2 separate regions of the Mus musculus genome follow, and region 1 is linked to region 2. Evidence: chromatin loops called from intact Hi-C (ENCODE). Cell type or tissue: left cerebral cortex. All regions are shown on one strand. Links, peaks and the distances in the headings refer to the core of each region. The heading gives the core; the rest is flanking DNA. Region 1 overlaps Adamtsl3 (ADAMTS-like 3). Region 2 holds the start of Adamtsl3 (ADAMTS-like 3).

What was found. Hi-C counts contacts between places; a loop is a spot of excess contacts. Peaks named below come from ENCODE experiments on the same cell type or tissue, not always from the same donor. Only the 100,000 strongest peaks of a DNase experiment are listed, where the experiment ranks them.
Region 1: a loop joins it to region 2, with 3 times the contacts of the local background. A loop is called at or near these places in 4 of 42 quality-filtered maps.

What each region holds. Positions count from the first base shown.
Region 1 is chr7:82,605,943-82,614,275 of GRCm38, reverse strand. It overlaps Adamtsl3 (ADAMTS-like 3), which reads right to left. Exons shown (of 30, transcript NM_001190374.1): 28 at 7,693-7,790; 29 at 2,403-2,614; 30 at 1-1,884. The coding sequence ends at 1,778. Among named protein-coding and RNA genes, the nearest start is that of Saxo2, 38 kb to the left of the region's middle. In left cerebral cortex, for the core only: a CTCF peak has its summit at 4,448; a DNase peak (open chromatin) is centred at 4,442.
Region 2 is chr7:82,334,942-82,343,274 of GRCm38, reverse strand. Adamtsl3 (ADAMTS-like 3) reads right to left here and starts at 7,581. Exons shown (of 30, transcript NM_001190374.1): 1 at 7,365-7,581; 2 at 5,989-6,090. The coding sequence starts at 7,367. In left cerebral cortex, for the core only: CTCF peaks have their summits at 3,858 (motif pointing left), 4,523 (motif pointing right) and 6,961; DNase peaks (open chromatin) are centred at 3,872 and 8,005; H3K4me3 peaks cover 1,007 bases.

The DNA.
Region 1 (8,333 bases), core at 234-8,233, 270 kb before region 2:
AAATACAAAGGTGAAGCAGTTTAATAAGAAATTTTGTTAGTATGAAAAATATATGTCCCATGTCTTTATTATGTACTGTACAAAATAAAATATTGCACCTTGGAGTCATAGAATAAATATATACAAGGAGTATTTTACAAATGATCTTTGTTTTAATTTAATAAGTCCAACAATCGTATGTGATTGCTGACTAACAACTCAAGGGCTGGTGTGCTTCTTCCTGTCCCTGTCTGTTCCAGACCACCAAACCCTCCACCTACAGTAGTGTTCATCCCAGTGTCGGTGAGGCTGAAGTTGGAATGTGAGAGAGACCTGTGCTCAGAAGATGGCAGAGAGGCTCAGCAAGCCTCTCTACAAACAAACCCAAAGCCACAATGTGCCGTTCACATGTTGATCAGGAGGTAGGTCCAACACAACCTGCCTCAGGAAAGGTTGTGTGCCAGGAGGCCGTGGGTGCTATGTGTGCAAGCAGCCGGGACACCGAGTAAAGAAACAGGACCACTTATTTGGGGTTGTGCAGCATCTAAAGCTACAACTGGTAAAATATCATGGAAAGGTCCCCATAGCCAAATCAGTTGTAGGAGGTGAACTTGGATGCTAGCCTGACCCTTCCCAAGGAGCAAAAGTTTACTCCAATGTCACGAACAGCAGCCTTGGATGTAGAGGCCCAACCCTAAACGGTAGCCCTTAACTTTAAAGGCAGCCCTGGTCTTAGCCCTAATGTACCTTCCTTTCTCACCTAACCGAATCCTAGTGCTAGTCCAAGATGAATTCAGCCCTTCTTTCCCAAAGCACAACCCAAATCCCAGCTCTAATTCCTAACCCCCAAATTGTTATTTCACCATAATTCTAATGGACTTTGGACTTATCTACAAAAATCGGCTCAAATGAAAATAATCATTTACCATAAACAATTCTTTCAACTATTACATTTTCTTATTTAGATTAATCTCTTATATACTTTCTAAAATAAAAATCCCCAGGAATATTACTGTATGCATAAATTACATCTAATAAGGCTTGGATCTCTGTGTGCAATAGTGCTTAGATAAAGTTTCATTCACAGCTCTTAAAAGAAAGCTTTGAATATACTTCAACATCAGTAGAAAAGGTTAGCTTTTCCTCTTCTTTGATTTCCAAGATGCCTTATTTGGCCACAGATAGGCTTCCGTAGTTATGAAAGTGGCAGCTGTACCTACTGTGTTTTCTTCCATAGATGCTTTAAGAGTGAAGACAATGTTATCTGTGGAGAATCCTTGGCTCGGTTGGTGTTATAAGCTGTCCAGTGAGGTTGTCTCCTCTTCACATAATAAACATAAGGATCTATAGATATGCCTTTAGTGCCAACATTTGAAAGGCTACTGGCCAAAACCTTTAAAACATAAATACTGCATAAATGTGTTGAAACTCTACAACTTGAGCGAAGTCCTCAGTTGCAGACTTCAGGATGTACCATTCTTCGCTGGTTTACAAAGCACAGCAGGTGATGATGTGTTTGTGATGAGGTCCCGAGAGCAACACATTGCTGTTGATGCATTTGTGTTAGTCCTAAACTATATCCTTTATAGGAACTGGAATGAAAAAAAAAAAAAAAAAAACAACCGCTGGAAAAGTTAACCTTATAAAATTGTATCGGGTACTGTTTCTGCATTAACCTCCACTTGATCATCGTGTCTAGAGACTTTAAGAGTACGTGGTTTTGAACCAGGGATACTGGGAAAAGAGCCTCTTTAGCTTTAGCTTCTCAGCACAGCAGCATCACAACCTTGCCAAAGCTTTACCCTTCTTGACATGACTGGCAGCACCTTTGTCTGTAGACGGCCAGAGAGCACAGGTTAAGGTGCTTTACGAACATACAGTAGTGAGTTGTGTCCGTGCAGTTTCCTGAAAGAACAAAGAGAGAAAAGAATCCATAGCATGGGTTCATTAGAGCGTGAGCAAGTAAAGAGGCATGCCTGGGGCTCCTGCTCTGCACTAATGTTAGGCACACAGTGGGCTTACTTCTCCACAGGGCCAGTGGCTTCCTGTGACACCCTGAGCACTCCTGTGGTCACAGGTCCTCTCACCCACGTGACTTCTCTCAGTGCTGAGGGCAGAGGTTACTTTTTGTAGGGTCATGGGCTCCTCGGAAAATTTATGAATGTCTCATACTTATCCCATGCAAGAGTAACAGGAAGTTACATTCACTATGTAATGTTAGGACATTTGTTCACCTATATGAGCACCATTGGCTTGCTCTTAGCAGAGGAGACTGCAAAGGAAAATGTGTGTGGAATGGCTGCTACTACTTTAAGAATCAATGCTGCAGCCCACAACCCCTCCCCTGGACAAGGAAGGCACATTAGTGTCCCGGTTTTGACCAGGCTTCTTGGGAACTGGTGATACCTGAGAGGGGTACGTACTATCACAGGAAGGCCCGAGACAGTGCCTCCAGGCAGCTGGTTTCACCTGCACACAGTATCTGTCCGCCACAATTTTGCAGCTCCCTGTGTGAATGCAGTCGACTTTGCGAGACTGGAAGCCCCTGCCACAGACTGCTGTACAGGGCTTCCAGGGGCCCACACGCCAACATGCTTCACATGGCCCCAAGGTGCAGTTCCTTCCAAAGGCAGGTCTGAAATGAAAAGAAATAAATATGTGTGTGTGTGTGTGTGTGTGTGTGTGTGTGTGTGTGCAAAATGGGAGAAGATGCCACTGTTTTCTGGCATTGATCAAGCCCTTTCTCCTTCTCTGAATTTAATGTACTAAAGGCGTCCTTAGAAAACTGATTTGTACTGTTCATAGCTGGCTAAGCAGAGTAGTGGGGCAATCTGACCATAATAAAGATAATTAGATACTTCAGAATACAGACTGTTCCCTGCATTAGATATGCTAGGAAGGCTCTGGAAATTGACAGAGACATTTGATTAAAAATGAAGAGCTACTAGAAAATAGTCAACAAACACTTATCTAAGGCTTAGAGTGTCAACCACATGGGTATAAAACAGAAGAAATGGATGAAATGAAGTTGAAGCCCGCAAAGAGGACCAGCAAGTCGCAGAGCTGCCACGTGTGAGGCAGGAAGAGAGCAATGCTCTGTGAGATACCAGTGGTGAGTGCTTGCATGCAGGTGTATGCAGGGAAAATCAATGGGGTGTGAAATCAACGCAAAGGATTCCTGACCACCAGGGAAGGCTTTGGTCTTCCACTGATGGCCAGCACAAGTTCTATGCATCTTAGTGTGTTCTATCTAGAACCGAGGCCTGAACTGGGCATGGGGGAGGGGAGCATGCCTGTTAACTCCAGCTACTTGGGATTCTGAAGTAGGAGGACTCAGAGGTCAAGTTCTACCTCAGCCACAGAAAGCACAAAGGGCCTAGGTTCAATTCCCAACAGTGGTATACACACACACACACACACACACACACACACACACACACACACATTTAACCCCTGCTTCTATGCCATACAGTTTAGAGTAATAGTGACATCATTGTCCAATACCTGAGGCTGAGCATACCCTCACCTCAAAACATGACAAAAAAAAAAACAAAAACAAAAACAAAACACAAAACCCACAAACCACAGCCAACAAGCTGCATGCTCCCAGGGACTTCCAATTTCAAATTAATGCATAACCCAAGAGTGGACTCTCCTGGCAATCTAGAGCCGATGAGTTTAGGCAAACGAGAGTTACTACTATGATAAGTCACTTGAACATCGTTCACAAGCCTTATGTTGCTGTTACTAAGCCCTGAAAATACTGCACTATGAACAAGAATGCATATGCCAGCAACCTCACCTGCCCAATGGTGTGTGGTCAGAGTTACATCCAGGCCATGTGTAGATTTGTAACCAGTGAGTACAGAGACCAAATCTATTTGGAAAGTGGAGTCTAAAACACAAAGAAACTAGTGGTTGCTGATGTTTGGAAAGATCATGACCTCAGAGGACAGCATCTCAGCAGATCCACTTTTAGGGATTTTTTTTTCCTGTTCCCTAGGACATATTGCCATGGAAGGTATATGCAGAAGGTAGGAGACAGTCTCTGTTCCCAAAGATGACTGGGAAAGGGTCCTAAAGTGAAGTGATTCAGTAGTTGCCTTTCTCTTTGAAATCTGGAAGATGTGGAACAGGCATGAAACTTGTATAATAGTGTCTGCCACATAGACCAGAGAGGTGGAAGGCTGTTTTTAAAAAAGTCAAGAACAAAGCCAAATACAAAAAGCTGCAGAGCTGAGAGAACAAGCCAATGACTTCCCATTCTCCAGATATCGTCCTGCTGGATCTGCTCAAAGCCTATTGGACACTCTGGTCATTACTGTAACTAATTTTACAGTTTATTCAGCATCTCTTCTAAGGGATATTGAAATATCATTGAAAGGGCAAGTAAATGGAGAAACTTGTGACAACCTTACTCATGAAGAAGAGTGTTATACAAAGTGGAAGCGATGCTTGGATTTGCCAGTAGGCGGAGACACCATCAAAGGGTTTAACTAGGAAACAATGCTCTACCAAACTGGTTATACATTTTAAAAGAGGAGCCAGGGAGGATTGTCCTGCTAATTTCTTTTGTTTTCCCCAGTGGGTATAAATCTTAATTCCCAAAAGTTGAGTCACTTTGACCAACAGTGAAGACTGAATACTCTCTAGCCTTCTCCTGCTGCAATGGTCAGATATCTAAAAAACAAACAAACAAACAAACAAACAAAAACAAACAAACAAACAAAAAACCCAATTGAACACACATTCAAAGAATAAAATTAACAGGGTAGTAAACAGAGGATATAAAAGTGTTAGGTGATCCATCTTATTAATAAGTCTTTGCTCTCTCTGCAGAAATTCTTCAAAGTTGGCTTCTGTTGTCTCCAATCTAAAGAGACGTAAGTAATTCAAGAGTTTCCTCTTGGTTGAAGGCAAGTCCTTTCTAAATACAAAGGATGAGAGGTCCAGGGTGCTGTTAAAGCAACAGGAGGCCAGGACTTCTCACTGGCTGAAAAAGATGCAGAGGGGCATCTATTTTGAGAGCAGGGACAAAATGGCTTGGAATGGGGACATCCAAGTCAAATGGAGATTGTACAAATAACACTTAATACAGTTGGGTCTCATGTGTTTACCAATGTATGATGGCAGTAGGAATCCTGAAGTGACTAATCTACTCATTTGCCTCCATCTCTCACTCTATCCCTGCTTCAAATAATCCTTGTGCCACCAGGAAGATCAATTCTAACGGCTGTCAATGGTGCCCAAGCCTGGCTATTTATCAGAAATAGACACAAGAGGACAAAGATCTAGGCCTTCCCAGGATTTTCTGACTCCTAGACAAGGCTGGAAATAAAAAACAAGGTTATAAAGCTTCAGAGAAACTCTCCTCAGCAGCTCTCTCTACTAACCAACTTAATTCCCTATTCACAAACCACCAGACACACGAGGCAAAGTAACATCGTAACTCGAAAAACAGCAGGTTATAATATAGGTCAGACAATCTGTCAGATAAAACCATACAAGTAAAAGGCACATGACACCTCACACACAAGCACAGCCCTTGGAAATTTCCATATATGATTCAAATCAAATCTATTCTTCCATTTTACTTCCATATCCTTTGTGTAAGATCCAAACTGATTAGAGTCAGAACCTCCATGCCTCCTTTTCCTTCTTTTATATTTTCTGCTTCTTGCTTTTGCTGATTGCTGATTTTAATTGAACTTGTAAGGTTTATCCAAGGACCATAAGGATTTAATATATAATAAATATAATAATATAATAATTTAATATATCATATATTCAATATATATGAGAGAAAGGAAGGGAGAGACAGAGGGGGAGAGAAGGAAACAGAGAGAAAGAGAGAGAGAGAGAGAGAGAGAGAGAGAGAGAGAGAGAGAAAAGAGAGAGAATGCAATGAAGAAGGAGAAAGTGAGTTGAGCACATAGCCCACATTAAAGGTTTTGGTGAGCCTTCATCAGTAGTAGTTGACTAGGTTTGCATGTGGACCACTCCCTTGATATGTAGCATGGAGACTGGGCTGGTAAAAGGCAGGATGAAGAGAGGGAGACCAACATGATTTCTGTGCTGCTAGACCACATAAGAGGTGATGGTGCTTTGGTCAGGGTGATGGTGGGTGAAATGAAAAATAAAAGGAAGGTGGATTCAAGAAAGGGACCACAAGGGATCAAAATGTATATAAAATGTTACAGAAAACAACTCTATAACACTGACTGAAAATTGAAAGATTAAGAACCTATCAATGCCAACGAGAATGGAGATAATTCTCATATTGTATACATAGTTTGATGGTAACTTGGAAATATCTAAATGGACACACGTATGAATTCACTTTGATTTCTAAATGTCTACTACATAACAATGTAACTCTCTGAGCATAAAGACATACATTCTACGAAGTTTACTGCAACATCTGTTTGTAAAAGCAAAAAATTGAAGCAATATACCACCAAAGAAACAGCGGAATATTAAATATCATGCTTAAATAGAATAAAGTCAAGATGTGCTAAGATACAACATGTTTATAATCTATTCTTAAATATAAAATCAGGTTTCAGAAAAATATGTATATTATGTTCAAATAAAAGGCTCCATCCATATAAGCATTTGTGTTGTAAAGATAGTCTTTATGACTGCAAAGGAAAACATCTGGGATGGTGCACATCTGTGTGTGGTCTCTATCTTTGCAGTAAAGCAGGAAACTAAGTTGTCTGTTGAGAATGAGGGCAGCTGCTCCAAACATTTTCCATTTGAGAATGGTTCTGGCTTGAAATCACCTTGTGGGAATAGGAAATATTGCTGAATCTACATTGCCAAACCTTACTGAAGGCTCAGAACAGTAACCAAGCCAACAGTCAAGGTCATTCCACTTCCTTCAGCAGGATTCTGTGTGGGGGGCATTAAGAAAGAATCAGATACAGGGTGTCCTTTATGACCAGGACGGCTCAGGGACTGACTCTAGGCTCGCTAATTGTAATTTAAGTTGAAGTTTGCATGGATGATAATATTCCACGTGCAGACTGAGACACTTAGGTATTCGAAGGTCACACAATAAAGAATGATGGAATGAAAGTTTCCTTGTGTTGAATAACTTGCAAGTTCCCTCACACTTGCTGATGGCTGAGATGTTATTACCTAAGGTAGTAGAGCCAGCTAGCAGAGGGATGCTGGCCATCCAGATACTCTCCTGAGTCAAGCTCAAATCTACCACCTGTCCATTCAGATTTTCATGCAAAAGAAAAAACAAACATCCCCTTTGAAAACTAAAATGTTTATTTTTATTCTCTGCTATATCATTATGCTAATATCCAAATCAACACAGCTTCTAATAGGAATAAATCATTCTTATTTATATAAGTTATAAATATATATTATACAATATATTTATAATATAATATATATTTATATAAATTATAAGTATATCCTACATAATATATTCAAAATATATATTTATATATAAGAATATACATATGTAAATAAATATATATTTTTTAAAATCTATTTTGGGTGCTACATTTTCCCCCTTTAGAGTATTTATTGGCCATATTTCAGTATAATGTATACTATTGAGAATGGCACTAAATAAATCATAATTGAATAGGAATTTTCAATTATGTCAGAAACAAAGAATAATTCCATTTCAGGCAGTTTTGTCCCCTGGAGGTTCCAGGGGAGGTGCATGCTGCGCTGGGGTGGGGTCAGTACCTCCTTCCGTCCTCACAGTCAGAGCTGGAGCTGTTGTGGGAACAAGCAGTGTGGTGGTGCTGCATCCTCGTGGCATGGCCCATGCAACGTCCAGGACACTAGAACAGAAGGAAGCACAGAACAGTGTCTCAAGTGCCCTGAGTGCTCAGGCTCACTGTGTGTACTGAGACCTGGGCTGAGGTGGACCAGCCAAGGACAAGCTCCAGGGACCAGCTGTGAGTTAGAAGAAGTGGATCATAGCTCTGCAGACAGACCTACGCTTCTCCCCAATTCTTTAATCCCCTGAAGCTCAGGAAGAAGGGAGAAGGGTGGGATCAACTCTGAATTATTAGGCTTAAGTATGGAAATGGATATATTTAAACCAAGAAGTGAAGGCCAAGTTTGGTTTTTTTCTGCTCTGAGCAAAGGTGGAGGTACCTGTGCTAAGGCACGTTCAGCTACAGGAGAAGCAATTCAAGTCTGATTTGCAGCCCTTGAAGTTTTGCATAGCCATAATGCCTATTCATTTTCCTCATAATCATATTATGCATGGAAAAGACTTTTACATTTTTATTACTGTACAAGGAGCTCCCCAGCCAGGGCAGAAGTGTGTGGAGTACGTTCTAAGTGAATTCTGATTTTGCCTACTACTTTTACCTTTC
Region 2 (8,333 bases), core at 206-8,205:
TGCTCAGCATCAAAAAACTAATTATTGAAGTCTGATACATTCAAATGATGCAATGTTATAAATACAATAAATATTATCAGAGTCAAATACTCCTCACATTGCTTAATATTATTTAAACTATCAAAGTGAGTATTATGTCCTCTTTTCATGTGTTTAAAAGTATGTGTATGTTTGTACATGCGTGCATGCGCATGTGTTTGTGTGTGCGTGTGTGTGTGTGTGTGTGAATGAACACATGTTCATGCATGTGGAAGCCAGAGGCCAACCTAGAGTATTGTTACTCAGGCATTGTTCACACGCCTACTTTTTTAAAAAGGGTCTATCATTGACCTAGGACTGGCCAAATAGTCTAGGCTGGCAGCAGGCCCCACCCCCAAGAGATCTGCCCGCCCCCCCCCCCACACCCAGTGCTGGGATCACAGGCATGTGCCATTATGGCTGACAAGTTTATGTGGGTTCTGATGGCTGCACTCAGATCCTCATGCTTGCTGTGGATATCAAACAGTTTGCCAACTAAGCCATGCCGTTACTTCTTTAAATAAGCAGGCATGCTAATATTCCAAGGTCAGAACTGTGTACAGGGATGCTTAGAGGTTGGAAGAATTTGGGATGATATTGTTCAGCTAAACCTTTGTCCTTTCCTGGGCTTCTCACGCTTCCATCCTGAGTTCTGCCACTGTTGGTTTTAACTCGAAGTTAAATTCAAAAGAGAGGACTTCACTACATTGTCAATTACTTTTATTGTTACGATAGCTAGGCTTCCTAATTCTAAAAGTGCTTTCAGAGGAGAATTCTCTTAAGTGTCTAAATGGCTGCTTGGAGAGCAATGGGTTTCTGCGAATTTGGCCACAGTAATTTATAGCATATATTGGCTGGGGCTCTTCAGCACTGACAAATTCCAGGAAGTAATTGCATAAAATACTTGGAGAGGAAATTGCTTTATGCTTCCATGCTATTTATGGAAATTAGCATCTTTGTAAAAATAAAGCAAGAGGGATCACAATCGTAAACCCTGAAATGTAGCCTCCAGGATGCTCGCTTGGGCTCGCAGACCATTAGCGATGCAGTGTGAGAATGCTGCTCTTATGAAACAGTTACATGTCATTGTGGCTCACTTCTTCCCCTTGTAGTGTTAATCTCTTGCTTTCTCTTAGAAGCAGCCTGTATAGACTCAGATATGCTGGCGAGCAGTTCATGGAGAAAAATCTTGTCATTCCATTTAATCTCCCAAAAGCTATGCACGTCCCTCTTCAGTGTCTCAACTTTCTTTGATTCCCCCAAAGCCCCTCAAACCTAGTCCTTCAAAGTGACCAAACATGTCCCAGGATCAAGGTGAAACTGTTGACTTCTTCCCCTAAGCCTAATTCAAAACCTAAAGGAATTTTACAGTTTTTCTTATTTTTTCTCATTTCCACCTGAACCCTTACCAAGCTCTGTCCCCGTCTAAGTGTGTTCTTAAGGGCCCCTGCAGTCATCGAATCTTGTTCACAATTAGCCTCTCACTACCTCTGCAATCCAAGACTCGCCATTTCCAGGTGGGGCTAGTGCCAGCAGCCTCCCAAGCAACAGCTGCTCCAGTGAGCTCCCAGGAGTGCACAGTCCTGACATGCTTCCTGCCACCTGATCGAGTCTCCAGAGACCCTGTGCTGCCTACAGAGTTCGTAGAATGTTCTTCAGGCTCCTCCCCAAGGCAGGCACAGACTGACCCCGTTCATCTTTACCTCCTCCTAACGCTTCCTGCCTGGTTTCAAATGCATGACGTCTGGAAATCCAGAGGAGGAAACAGAGTTGAGAGGCATTTCTGGGCTGGCAACTCTGACAAAGAGGGTATAGGGCAAAGACGGCAGGAGGGACATTTGAATATCCTGGGATCTGTGGCTAGTCCATAGTGAGCCAGGAAGAGAGAGAAAGAGTAGGAAAATCTGGGACTGAGGAGACAGCTCACTGAGTGAAGTGCGTCCTGCACAATCATGATCTGCCTTCAGATCCTTAGCACCATGAAGGAAGCTGCTCCCAGCACTGTGTGCTTATAACCCCATTCCTGAGGGAGTAGAGACAGGAGGGGCCCTGGTCAGCCTGTCTACCCAATCAACAAACTCCAGATACAGTGGGAGACTCTGTCTCAGAAAATAAGGTGTAAAGTCGTTAAAGATACAACCTCTGGACGGACACACACACACACACACCATAATTTGCATTCAGAATGAGTGTGTGTCTTTTCTGCTCAGACTCCATCAACACAGCTTGGAATATTTATTCAAAAATCACACAGAAAGTACATTCATGACACGAAACCTGGAGTAATGGGAAAACTACTTAGAACCAAAACAAAATGGAGCGAAGGAAAGGCAGAAAGAAAATTAAATGTCCAGTGAAGCACATGAGCCTAAGGAAGAACGACTCTAGGGAAATGGCCAAACAGTAAGCAAGGATGTGAGTTACATAGATGTTCACTACACACCATGAGCAGTAGGGCAGGTGCAACTGTTCATGTCCACAACCCTAGTGCTGTGGAAGAAATGCAGACATTTGGAGCTTACTGGCCACACAGTTGACCAATCAGAGAGCTCTGAGTTCAGTAAAAGACTCTGTCTCTGTCACAAAAGAAGAAGGATAGTGGAAGATACCCAGTGTCAAACAATGTCAAACTCCAGGATGCACACACACACACACACACACACACACACACACACCTATATAAACACATACACACATGCACACACAAAACATATGCATGTGCACATACATATACACATATGCACACACACACGAACATGTACACACATGCACATACACACAACACTTACAGAGAGATGGGGATGAGAGGCAGATCGAGAGAGAGAATCAAAATAAAACATATGTGTGTATATATACATAAATATGTTTATATAGTTTTATTAATTAGAAATCTTAGATGAGTTTTGTGAACTGAAGTCCAGGTTCACCAGGGCCAGTTATACCTGTGAAGACTGCATGGGAGAAATCACTCCTTGCCTCCCACCTTCTAGAGTTTTCCAGCATCCCTTAGCTCCTGGCTGCATTACTCTTCCAGTGTCCTTGGCGACCTCTTCTACTTCCTCTACCTCTACTTCATCCTGAGCCTCACCCACTACGAGAAGTGCTGGGCTAACTTCCCCAACCCCAGCATCCACACTCACATGCCAAAGTCTCTTTTGTCACATAAAGAGCAAGGATGTCTTCTAGGGATTAGGACGTATGGACATATGTGGGAGCCATTATTCAGCCTTCCACACTTTCCAGAGGCTTCTGTTCCTTAGATGCAGTGGCTCTGTCAATACCACAGCGGTCAAAACAATAGAAGCTTGGCAGGGCAGGGGAGCAACTGCTGTCTTCACTAGGAACATCAGGTCCTAAGGAAAGATCCAAAGCAACAAACAGCAAGCTGCCAGGGCCCAGTAGGCAAGGAGAGAGACCTTTCCTACGCCTGGGTGGGAGGAGCCTTCAGCTTCACCAGGTCAAACCCTGAGCCTGTCACAACTTGTAACCAGAAATCACAAGAGTTTACACTTTCCGAGATTTAGTAATAAGAATCTCATTTTAAATAGTTAAATAGGATGCCCCAGACTTCTTACAGCTCTGCTTCACACACCTGAATGTCTTCCACCAACTAAGTACCTTATAGCCCATCTGGAGACAAGGGGAACAAGACCTTGAGCACAATCCCAACATTAAAATCATAAGACTGATGGAAAACTTCTTGCAACGCTCAAATGAGCCTGGGGGGTGGGGGAATACCAGAGACAGTCCTGTCCACTTCTGTAAGAACCTGCTTTGAGAAGATAGCCCCTACCTAGAAGAGGTGCATCTTCTCTCCTCAGCTCATGTCTCTTGAGCGCCCCCTACAGCTCCATAGCAGAATATGCAGGTACAATGCTAACCTCAACTCCCGCAGCAATAGAAGTTGACATTCATTGCCCACATCCTTGTTTTACTTCACCTTTTATCACCTCACAGTGCATTTCCTCTTGCAAACAATGTTACAGAGTGTGCACTATTCTGAGTCCCTCTCTACAAGTGTGGAAATAGATGCCATGCACAGATGTGTGACCCAGCCATACACACGGTGTGCTGCTGGCTATCCCAGCAGTGGGTGGCACGGACGACTTAGACCATTATCCTAACGCATGGAAACCGCACTGCCACAGGCGCACAGATATGGGAAAATCCAAAGAGGTCGCTGAATGATTCAACCCGGGTAAATGCCCCCTCGGGACATACTTAAACCACACCAAGGTGGTACAGAGGGGACAGGGCAATGGGAAATACTCTGCCTAAGGGGCTCTGTCCCACCTGACTAGGAATGACATTTCGTGTGTCCTACTTCAGATCCTTTGATGACATGGAAAAGCAAGTCATCTGCTTTCACAGCACTGCACCGTGCTCTCCAGAGAAACCCTAAACCACACCCTCAACCATAACTTTTTAGAAGACATATTTTATTTTAAATTATGAGTATTTCTGTATGTGTCTATAGGGTGGGTGTATGCACATAACTGCAGTTGACCATGGACACCAGCAGAGGGCGTCAGATCCTTGGGAGCTGGCTGTTACCCACCACGTGCAGGCAGCAGATGTTTTAAACCACTAAACTTCTTTCTCTCCATCCTTTTAGCCTTTCTTCTAACAAAACATAACCATTAAAATATGGCCACAGAAGAACACTGTAAAACGGGATAAAGGGGATGATGTCCCTCACTAATCAGTTGTGTGTGAGCCACAGAATTGATGGGGTACTGAAAAAGGCTTAAAGGCAGTAAATCCAAGAGACTACAGCAAGAGGAGCACACACCCCCGCTTCATTTACCCAGAGTATAGATTTTCATCCATGCCTGCATGCTTGTTTAACCGACTTAAGCCTTTAAGTACTAGGCTGTCTGCTAAGATCGTGAGGGTGCACAGACCACAGCCAGAAGTGAAATCCTCAGGGAAGTGTTGTCTTGTTCTAAGTCACATAAGACGTTGCACGGGATTAGCAGCCACCCTCAGGACACGGTATTAACTGAAATGTTCCCTGCATTTTTAGGTCGGGGGCCCACACACTTCTTGGCTGAATCCAACCGCAAACATATTTGTCTGGATCTCACTTTGTTATAAACCAAAGGGTTGTGGAAGAAATCTGGACGCCCCAGCTATCTTGAAATACAAGAAGGCCCAGCAATCCAGGACTTGCATTTCCATTTAGCAGTGACAAACTGGAGTCAGGCAGGAACTGTTCTTAGTGGAGGGAAATCGAGGGTCCACCTTGTTGCCCTCTGTACCACTCCCCATCGTTTCCTTGGCAAACCCAGCAAACTCCCTTAGCTGTAAACAATAGACAAGTAAGAGTGCAATCCATGAGCTCAGCTTCTCAGGTTGGATGGAAAAGACAAGAGCCTAGAGAAATGGTTCCCAATCTATGGGTTGTGATCACTTTGGGTCACATGGGTCTCCTAAGGCCATCAGAAAACACAGGTATTGACATCATGATTCATAACAGTAGTAAGCTTAGTTATGACATAGCAATGAAATAATTTTATGGTTGGGGGTCTCCACAACATGAGGAAGAGTATTAAAGCGTCACAGCATTAGGACAGGACACTTCTCTAGAGAGAGATCCACACAATAGCGGGGTGTGTTAACAGTGAATCCAGAATAGTTATTTAGTTAAGCTAGTGTGGGAATCAGACTCTTCCTGAGTTCTAACATATAGCTTCTCCTGGACAGCCACTCTAGTCGGGAAAGACAGGGTCCACCCAAGCCCCCAAGTCACCAGTAGTGAACGGGCCCACACGGTATCAAGTTCCTGCTCTAGATCCAGAGAGGATCCCAGATCTTTGAGCTTTCCTTACAGAGAAGCCAACCACAATACCATCTGTATAAGATTCTCTAGTGCAGCATTAACACTGATCCTACATCTTACATGGACTAGAATACTATTCCTATGCAAAGACAGGCATACCCAGCATTCTCGGTGGCCCATTCTATTACCTGCAGAAGACCAGAGACCGTAAAGATCATTCGTGTCAGCAGCCACCAGGATCCTGTCCAGGAAGCCATGGGGTCCAATATCATAGGAGTCTCCCTCACAGCCTACGAAAGAAAAGACAAAAAGAAAATGCCTCGTTTGCAACTAGCTCTGGCTCCAGAGGCAGAATCTGTAAGCTAAGGAGCCAATCAGAAGGCAGGGACCCTGAAGCCCAAGCAGTGTCTTAGAAACGTTTGTGTTGGCCCAGGATGGGATTGTCTGCTGCAGAATGAAGGCAATATGGGGCTCCCTTTAGGATGAGTCCCCCAAGATCAAAAAGGGGAACGGAGACTGCCTCCAGTCAGCAATTCACCCATCCCTCCAGTGCTCCAGCAGTAGGGACAACCCTGCCCCAGACACCTCCTAGCCTGTTTGTCAGCACCAGAGTGTGGCTTTTGGGGGCGGGGGGGGGGCTGGGGGTTGTGGGGAGGACCAGCCTAAAGCCAAGAGTTAGGGCACCTGCCAGCTTTAATTCCTTGAGGCAAAAATGAGTCTGAAGCCAATTAAACTAGACCAGAGAGGGAAGAACCCTGCCTAAGGGCACACAGCTAAACAGAGTCTAGGATAGGAACGCAGATTGGATAGTTAGAGGAATTTCTCACTAGATGATAGAATGCCTTCTGCTTCCAGACCTGCCTTTAAGAGAATTCTGGGGGCCACAGTCTTGCGGAGTGTAATCTCTTAAAGGTGAGGAAGAAGTAAGCCCAGGAGGGCTACGAGGACCGTTTTCCCCAATGTGTTTTCCTGTCAGTTTACAGGGAACTCAGTTTGAGCGGAGACTGGAAAAGCCGAGGTCACACTCGACTCCCGCTTCGCCTCGCGGGCGCCTTGGCGGTGTCGGTGTCCGGGGGCGGGTCGGTGGCTTCTCTCCATCTGGAGAAAGCATTAAGGCCTGGCTTAATGCGATCCGCAAATGTGCTGCTGTTTCCGACCTGAGGCGGCGACTCTGGGACGAAGGGAGGCGGCCAGGGCTGGGCCCCAGGACCACGCGCCCCTCTCCGCTGGCTCGCACACTTCAGCGCCCGCCACCCTCACGCCTCCTTTCCCTGGCGTGCGTCTCCTCTCGTTTCTCTGCGCTTCAAGCATGCGAACCTCACTCAGTAGCCAAACCTCCGGACCTTCAAACACTGCAAGCTAAGATCAGCCCGTAGTCCGCTGACCCCGCAGGGTATCCCCCATCATCCAGAGCACCCCTCGCTCGCAGAGGACCAGGAAAGGTTCTGTCCAACATTCCCGGATCCTGTAGCGCGCCTGCCTGGAGCTGTCTAAGCCCCATAGGGCAGTGCTCAACCAAGACCTTATTTTCCAGTAGCGTTCCCATCAACTTGCTCCACCTTACCATCCTCAGAGAGATGAATCCCTGGATCCCCCGCGGGTGTTTCCAATCCGGAGTCGCAGCAGCGTCTGACGGTGCAAGGAGGGATGCGCGCTGCGAGACAGTGGCGAGCAGCGCCGACTCGGCGACACCTCGTGCGGAGCGCGGGATCCCGACGGTCCCCGACGCCGGCCTCCAGCTCGCGCCGCCGCCAAAGTTAAATGGGGCTGGGACGCGGCCGCCCCGCCTGTCCCGCCCCTCCGGGCGCGCGGAGCGCAGTGCTGGCCCCGACCCAGGGGCGGAGGGCGCGCGCCGCCACCTGCGCCGCCCGTCCCGCAAGTGCGCGCCGCGTCTAGGGTACCGTCAGTCCCTCCCGCCCTGCGTCCTCTGCCCTAACCCAGGGGCGCTGGGAACGCGGGGACAAGCGGGCCACCGAGCCGCAGCCAGGCGGCTCGGAGCGCTCGGGGCCGCCGCGGCCACGGCGAGACTCCGCTGGAACGCTTCTCCGCCCGCTTCCTGGAAGCCACTCCTTGCCCTGGGCCTGCAGCCAGGCCTGGTGCCAGGAGCTCCGGCTGCCGCCGGCGGCAGCGCGCTCTGGGGAGGCGTCCGCTGCGCCACGGGCCAGCCAGGCCAGCCAGACCAGTGCGAGGATGCCACCCTCTCCCAGCACCACCGCCAGACCCCGGGGACCTCAGCTGTTAAGTAATACCCTGCAGAGGCTGCCCAGAGTCTACCCACTCCTGCTGGTAGCCTTAGGAGCTTGACCATCACCCATTCAAACAGCCCCTGCGGTCTTGGTATAATTGGGGACCATGGATGACCCAGCAGGGACACCTAAACCTGAGACCTAGAGTCCCTGGTAGGAAACAGGTTTGGGTCCCACAGAAGTCCAGACCTGTCAGGAAATAAATACAGCTACAGCCCCGGGGCCTAGAGGTTTGGAAGAGAGGTGTCCCAGTCATGAATGGAGGAGGGTTGAGGGCACCTTGAGCA